Regions from separate parts of the Homo sapiens genome. Here region 2 is linked to region 1. Evidence: chromatin contacts called from ENCODE Hi-C data. All regions are on one chromosome and are shown on one strand. The core of a region is the stretch at or near the end of the contact, and the rest is flanking DNA. Distances in the headings are between cores, read along the strand shown. Region 1 holds the start of ZNF516 (zinc finger protein 516). Region 2 holds the start of ATP9B (ATPase phospholipid transporting 9B (putative)).

The links. A loop is a pair of places that touch in the nucleus more often than their neighbours do. Pooled maps may share reads with other maps.
Region 2: a loop to region 1 is called in a map of CD8-positive, alpha-beta T cell, with 35 times the contacts of the local background. The contact joins the promoter of ATP9B here to the promoter of ZNF516 in region 1. A Hi-C loop is called at or near these places in 3 of 168 maps with a recorded cell type or tissue (CD8-positive, alpha-beta T cell and naive thymus-derived CD4-positive, alpha-beta T cell), 3 of 37 single-sample maps with no recorded cell type and 12 of 50 pooled maps.

The regions. Positions count from the first base shown.
Region 1 is chr18:76,492,735-76,496,717 of GRCh38, reverse strand. It overlaps ZNF516 (zinc finger protein 516), which reads left to right and starts at 1,476. Exons shown (of 7, transcript NM_014643.4): 1 at 1,476-1,574. It overlaps ZNF516-DT (ZNF516 divergent transcript), which reads right to left and starts at 1,379. Exons shown (of 2, transcript NR_164145.1): 1 at 932-1,379; 2 at 1-439. It overlaps ZNF516-AS1 (ZNF516 antisense RNA 1), which reads right to left. Exons shown (of 2, transcript NR_136504.1): 2 at 2,800-3,961. RefSeq lists silencers at 1,367-1,426, 1,557-1,656, 2,357-2,446 and an enhancer at 3,545-3,684.
Region 2 is chr18:79,066,962-79,070,887 of GRCh38, reverse strand. It overlaps ATP9B (ATPase phospholipid transporting 9B (putative)), which reads right to left and starts at 1,494. Exons shown (of 30, transcript NM_198531.5): 1 at 1,359-1,494. The coding sequence starts at 1,477.

The DNA of each region.
Region 1 (3,983 bases), core at 227-2,726:
ACCTTTAACATGCCCGCTCTCCAAATCAGTGCAGGTCGTTAGTCACACGGAGCTTACATTTGAGGACTCGCGGATCCTTCATAGCGGAGGTTGTCCCTGTCTTTCTGCCTGACTCCCCCCCGCCCCCCGACCCCGACACACACTCCCCACCGCCCCCAGAAACATCACACATGCAGAATGCCCCCCCCGTCTGATCGCCAGCTTTCGGGCACATGCGCCTCCCTTTGCAGCGCGTCTGGAGTAGTTTCTTTTGTAAACGCCCTAAGTTGGGGAGGGCCGCGGGCTGCGAGTGTGAGGCGCAGAGAGAGACGCCGCCGCTGAGGTAACCGCCAGGATTGCAGCGCTGATTGCTACGCGGAGCCACGTTGGGCGTCTTGGACGGAATCCACCTCCACTGCGGAGTTATCACGAGGAGAAGGAGAACAATACGGCCAGGAGCCTGGTGGGAGAAGATAGTGTTACCCCTCCGCAGGCCGCAGCTCCCCGGGTCTACGTCACCGGCCGTGAAGGGGCGCTCGCCCTCGCTAGCTCCGACCCGCCCCTCCCCCGCCCCCGCGCGCCCGCCCTCCCCTCCCCCACCCCGGCCATCCCTGCCCTGTAACAGGAGAGCGTTTTGGAGTCAAATTAGGATTTCTAGTCCCAGACTCAACTTATTACAACTAACTACTGCTCGTGGGGAGTAGGTGAGGTGAAGAAATGAAGTTTTAAGAACAGAAAAATAAGAGTTGAACTTTCGAGGCTACCGGTAAACAACCCCTTCATTTTTAAATGGCCGGGTGGCAGAGCCGCTGTTTGAAGTCTTTCCAGCGGGACCTCTGTGACCCTTGATTCAGGACTTAATGTATTGATCCTGCATCTGAACACCCCCAGAGGCATTTACCAGGAAGTTGAGTGACACGCACACGCTACGCCGTGTGTAATGCACACGCACCTGGGACCCCCGAAGGGGTGTCCCCATTTCAGTCCAGATGGGGCGCAGTGCCCAGGTACCCGCCGGCGGGACCCGCATCCCGAGCACGTCTGTACGTATGGATGCGCGTGTGCGCGCGGAAACGGCCTCCGGGAGCCGGGGCTGCAGCAGCCTTAGACCTTGACGAGGGGCGACCACTGGCCGCTGGAACCGTGATTCAGTGCTATTAGGGGAGGAATTGGCTGTGTCTGAGTCACTGCAAGCCTCCAGACTGTCCCCTCAGTGTGGCAGAACTTTGTGCTGATGAGACAATAGTGGAGTGTGCGTTTCCTACAGGGCAGACCATTTCCAGGCTGGGGGAAGCCTCCGGCCTGCGCCGGGCCGTGAGCGCCCGGCCCCCTCCCCGTGCCGCGCAGCCCCCCGAGCCCGGCTCGCGCCGGGGCCCCCGCGGGGCGGACGCGTCCGGGGCGCGCGCGGGCGGCGCGAGGAGGGGGCCGGGCGCGTGGCGGGCCCCGCGCGCCCTCGCGCGTCCCCCGCGCCCGGGCGCAGCTGGCGCGGTCGGTCTAGTGCAGCGCTCGGCTCCGCGCCGCGGGCGCTCGGCTTCACCTTCAGATGCGCGGGGCGTGCGCGTCCTCCTCCCCAGGCCCGCCGCCTCCCTGCCAAGGTAGGGGCCGCGGGCGGGGGGAGGGCTGCGCCGCAGGGGCCGCGGGCGGGCGGTGGGCGCGGGGCCCGGAGCCCCGACGTGCCCCGTACTCTGGTGTGCGCCGCTGGGGGTAGGGGGGGAGGCGCTGGGGAGGGGGGTGCGCCGGGGAGGGGCCCCCCGGGCGCGGGGAGGGCTACTTGGCTTTCCCGGTGGGTAGTTGCTCTGCTCGTCAATTCCAGGATAGGGGAAGATGCAACTTCGGGCGGCGGGGCGAGCGCCCGGGAGGTGGTTTTTACCGCAGTGGAGGGGCGGGGTGGGGGCCGGGGTGGGAGCGCGGAAGAGGCTCTGGCTTTGTACACTTTGTCAAAGGCGACGCGGGAGGAGGGGAGCTCGGATGCGCTCTCCATCCATTAGGAGACAAAGAGCAAATTGCCTTACTTTAAAGTAAAACGCTCCGGCTAATGAAGGTGGGTGATGGGGCTGCGGGCCCGAGGAGCCGCTTCAATTATTAAGGGTTTGGCGGATGGGATCGATGCCTGTGGGCACCGCGCGCTGCTGCCTAGGGGACGTGTTTGCGTGGAGGTGGGGGTGGCCTTGTTTTTTACGGCCCCCTCCCCGGCTGCTTGCCAGTCTGCTGGGAGCTTCTAAGTGACCCTAACGTTAAAGAAGTGAGAGGTCCTGGAAGGGAAGTTCGGGCGGGGGTGGGGGTGGGGGCGAGGGTCTGGCACCGACTCGGAGAGGGGTGGGCAGGGACTCCTCGGAGCTGCGCCCCGCCGGGTGCGGGTGGGGGAGGCCTCGGTGGCGAGATGAACCCGGGTGTATGAAGGAAGAATGCGGTGGGGTGTGTGTGGTTGGGCGGGAGGTGGGGGGAGGCGCCTCCGCTGCCATTTCCAGGGAGAACTAACAGACTGAATAGTTACGATCAGTATTTAGATTAAACCGCCTCAAGTTTTAACGAAACTTTGTATGAATAAGTTTGTTAAATGGCAGCCGAGTGGGGTATTTAAAAGCAGCAGTTTATGTGTGTGGTGAGGAAAGCCAGTGGACCCCCGCAATTAGGGACCAGAGGGAACCAGCCTTTTACCCGAAAAATGTGGGTCTGTAAGTCAGCCTCATCTATTATCAGCGTTAATAAGCTTCCCGCAGCAGACCGGGAGCTCTGGGGGCTGTGTGTGTGTCTTACTCATTCCGCTGATAAAGAGTCACCGGGTCTCCGGGTGTGCAAAGATCAACTTGCGCAGCCCTCTTTTTAAATATATTCATTCTGTGCTTTATTTAATCCAGATGCACAAAAAGCCATTTGCTGCTGCATTGTTGGTTTACATTTTTTGAAAAGGCGACTGGTGTAACCTGTGGAATTTGAAATGCAAATAAGAGCCTGTGGGAGTAGAGGCAGAACAGATCAGCATTTATAAAGTGGAAAAGATTTAATGTCTTTGAAATCATTGCAGGGGAAGAAACTGGAGGGGGAGTGTGATTTTTCAGGGAGTGAATTGTGACGTCAGGTCTTTTTGGAAAAGATGTTATTTTTAAGGTCTGAAACCCGGCTAGGTAAAGTGCTTACAGGAAAAACAGATTACAAGATTAACATCTGTTAACATGATCGTTTATCTCCAGCCAAAAATAGGTCAGTTCTTTCTTAAGGAAACACGATTGCTGGCGCATGCTTAAATAATAAAATCAAAACGGCGAGTTCATAAATTAGGAACGAGTGTTTGTTACAATCTGACCTGTGAAGAAACGTTTTTGAATTTCGAGATCAATGGAAGGTCAAAGTCCCTTTTCGGTGTAGAGAGCAACTCTTTCCCCTGCGTCGGCCCCCGCCCCCCCCCCCGCCCCCCGCGGAATGACCCCTCCTTCTTTCTCGGAGCTCCCTTTCCGCCTCCACTCCCTTCGTGAATTTCCCTTTCCATCCTTTGTGGAAGTACAAAATATATTTAAATGGATATCGTCTGACGCCTCCCTCCTTAAAGAAGGCAAACTCTGCGCAGATGGCTAACTTTCAGAGCTCTGCTGTTGTTTTACCATTAAATGAAACGGTAGGGAGGAGAGGAGGAAAAAAAAAAAAGGAAACAGCTTTGCGAAGTCTCCCTGCCCCCTGGGCGTGAGTGACGGCTCTGCTGGCCAATCCGCAGCGGCTTTCTCCATCCCGGAGGTAATTTGGGGTGTGTGTGTGAGCGCGCGCGTGCGCGTGCATGAGCCCATGTGTCTGCACACTGTGAAGTCTGGCCAGCCCCGCGCATCCGCAGGCTTCTGCATTTACACAGATGTGTGATGTAGACGTGGACACGCTTTTATTCGAGTCAGTTCGGCTACATGGGCACGCAGCAGCCCCCACGGAGCGCCTCCCCCTCCGAACGTTCTGTGAAGCATGGGGTTTAGAAGCACTTTCAGATTCAGGTCGGAACCTGCAGAAGGGGGAGAAAAGAG
Region 2 (3,926 bases), core at 245-2,744, 2.6 Mb before region 1:
CTCACTTCAAATTCAACATAGGTAAGTTGAAAGCTAATACCATGCAAACATTAATCCAAAAAAAAGCATAAATGGCGACATCAATATCTAATAAAGATTTTAGAGCAAAGAAAATTACCAGAGACAGAGGAACATTAACAATGAAAGGAACAATCCACCGAGATGACAAAAAATCTTGAATGTGCGTGCACCACATGACAGTGCTTCAAAGTACATGAGGCAAAAATGGATTCAATCTGTGATGGAAACCTATTTTGAAACAGGTGGCACATTTCCAACTAAAGAACTCCTAAAATTAAACAGATTTACTAACACAATTACTGTTATAGGTAACACCAGAACCCACTTCCAACCAAGCACTGAAAAAAGGGCACCTTACACATGTTCTACTGTAATCTCCAATAATCCCGTAAGAAAAAATATTATCCAGCATTTTACAGATGAGGAAACCATGGCTTGAGTTTAAATAAGTTACCCGAGAGTAAATCGCTAGTGGGTAAACACTCAAATCAGCGTTATAACATTCCAGTATGTACTTTGAGCTATATGTTAGTCTCTCAAATGGCCGAAAACAAAAATTATTCAAAAACTCAAATTCTGAAGCAACTACATATTGAGTGAAATTATGTTTTCGACAATTCCTCTGGAATAAAACTTCAAAAACTATAAGAAGCAACACTTTTTAAAATTTTCTTTTCTTTGAATGAGAAATGTTAAATATGAGCTAAATGCAATCTCGAGTATGAAAGGTCTGTACACTAATTCTACTGCTAACCTGTGACCCCACTAAACAAGTTAACCGTTCTCAATACCCCATTTCCCTTTCGTAAAAGCAAAATTACTTGTCGACAAAAAGCACTTTGTATATATATGTTTAAACAAAAAGTGTGCCTAGCAAAGATATCGAAATGTCGAAGAGAAGTCATTTCAATAAGAAGTGTGTTTTTAACAAAGCAATTAAAAGTTACATCCGTCACCTTCACAATTCACAGGGCTACAAGAACAAGTTTCGGAGACTCTGAAGTATCCGAGAAGTTAGCACTTTTGATCCCCGTTTACTTTAGGAGAGCAGCCACCCCTCAACACTGGACCGCGGTTCTCTGCTCCCGTTCTGGCTCCTACGCTCGGCCCAGGCGTCCCGGGGATGCAGCCGCTCGCCCCGGCAGCTGCCCGCGGCCCTCACCACCGGCGGACGCCACAGCTGCGGCGCGCTCAGAACGCCAAGGACTCCCGGCTCCCAGCGAACAGATGGGGCGCGCCGGTAGCGACCCCAGACCCGCCCGGCTCCGGGTTCCTGCGGTGGGCTGGGGGCCCCGGGGAGCGTCGGCGGGGAACGGGGCCAGTGCCGCCTCGGTTACCTGCTGTGCCGGTCGGCTCCCGGCCTGGGCCCCGCGGCGCTGTAGTAGGCCGCGCGTTTGCGGTTGGCTGCGGCCGCCGCTGCGCTACGCACCGGGTAAAGCGGGATCTGGTCCGCCATGTTCCGACCGCCCCTTTCCCGCCCCTCCCACTTTCCCCTCAATTCGCCACCTTTTCCCCGCCCTCTCCCCTCAGCGCCAACCCCGGCTGAGGCGCCGCCTGCGGGCCTTCCCCGCCTCCGCCAAGCGGCGAGGTCCGATGACGTAACGAGCGGCGGCGCGGAAGGTGTGGCGTCCCTAGGCCCCGCCCTCGTTTGGCGTCGGCGCACGATGACGTGCCCAGGGTGGCAAAAGCGCGGCGCAGGAGGCAGTGGAGTCCGGGCAATGACGTCACGAGTGGCTAAAGCTGGGACGGGGGGCGTCGCGTTCCGAGGCCCCGCCCCCGCCTCGTGACGGGCCCGATGACGTCACCGATCGGCGGGGCGGGGCGCGCGTGCGCCACAGGCTGGCCTTCCGGTAGCGCGCGAGGGCCTGCACGTGGGTCGTGGTTCGACCCGGCGCGCTCTGGTCCGCGGGTGGAAGGGCCTCGCAGCCGTCTCCTGGAAGCTCTGCCGGGGACACGCGTGGGCGCGCGCGGCCTCCTTAGCGGTCCAGAGCCTGCGCTGCCAGTAGTACGCGCGCCCCATGGCTGTGTGGGGCCCCACGCGCCCTCCTCGCCGCGCGGCTTCTTGCTTCCGCCCCGCGCTTCTCCAGCCTGCCTTCGGTGCCCGCTTCCTGCCCGCGCCCTTGGAACCGCTGGTGTCTGTGCGTTCACAGGCAGGGTCGTGCTACGTGGCCCGGGCCCCCAAAGCGCCGCGACTGCAGGCGCGCCCACCGCGCCGGGCTGAATTTCCGAGATGTTCTTGTCCTGCTTCCTCACTGCTGCTTCCTTCTTTCTCTGGTTCTGGGTCTTTAGCTTGATTCCACATCCCCCACCTCTAGGCCCACAGCCTGCTGAAAAGTCCTATAGGCGACTGTCAGAAACGAGGTTTACACCCTCAGTCTACACAAGAAAGCAAAACGATATTGAATAAACGAATACACGGCTTTGGTTGGGTTTGTTTCATTTCCTGTCCCGAGGACAGCTCCCTTCCACCTCCATCACCCGCTGCAGCTGGAAGCCGGCAAGCTGATGCACCGCTCACCTCACGTATTAATGGTTTACTCACTTTGTGTTTTTTTAAACAATGTTTTTCTGATATTCCATTTTCATGACATATAAATTTTGTCTATGTGTTTGAAACACTGTTCAACATGAACTTATAAATGCTTTTCTTTTCTGTTTTTTGGAGATGGGGTCTCTGTTACCCAGGCTGGAGTGTAATGTTTTGATCACGGCTCACTACATCTTCCACCTCTCAAGGTTCAGGTGATCTTCCCCCATCTGCATGTATTACTTTTTCATTATAAAAAATGGTCTTTATGAATATGAATATTCTTAATTTGTTGCTGCCACTCTGATTGCCAGTTTGCTTCTCAGCTGCTTTTCATGTAACCTGAATACATGCCACTCCACAGACACTAACTACTTTCAAAAGACGCCAATGGCCTCCTAATTGACAATGGCCTCACCCATTATTTCTCTACCTCACTCTCAGCCGCTGACACTGTTCACACCATCTCTCACCCACATTCAACAACTGATATTGATAACACCATCTCATTCTCACAGCACTGGCACTGTAACACCATCTCCTCACCCTCACTCAGTACCTGACAGTGATAACGCCGTCTCCTCACCCTCACTCAACTACTGACAGTGACAACAGCATCTTCTCACCCTCACTCAACTACTGACAGTGACAACACCATCTGACCCTCAGTCAACACCTGACAGTGACAACATCTTCTGACCCTCACTCAGCAACTGAAAGTGACAACAACATTTCTTCACCCTCACTCAACAACTGACAATGACAACACCTTCTCCTGACCCTCAACTACTGACAGGGACAACACCGTCTTCTCACCCTCACTCAATAACTGACAGCAACAACACCATCTCCTGACCCTCACTCAACTACTGACAGTAACACCATCATCTCCTGACCCTCACTCAACATCTGACAGTGACAGACCATCTCCTCTCTCTCACTCAACACCTGACAGTGATAACACCTTCTCCTCACCCTCACTCAACTTCCAACAGTGACAACAGCATCTCCTCACTGTCAGTCAACTACTGATAGTGACAACACCATCTCCTCACCCTCACTCAACACCTGAGAGTGACAACAGCATCTCCTCAGCCTCAGTCAACAACTGACAGTGTACCCTCACTCAACAACTGACAGTGACAACACCATCTCCTGACCCTCACTCAACTACTGACAGTGACAACACCGTCTCCTGTCTCCTTACCCTCACTCAACAACTGACAGTGACACCATCTCCTCACCCTCACTCAACACCTGACAGTGACAACAGCATCTCCTTACCCTCACTCAACACCTGAAAGTGACAACAGCATCTCAGCCTCATTCAAGAACTGACAGTGACAACATCTCCTCACCCTCACTCAACACCTGACAG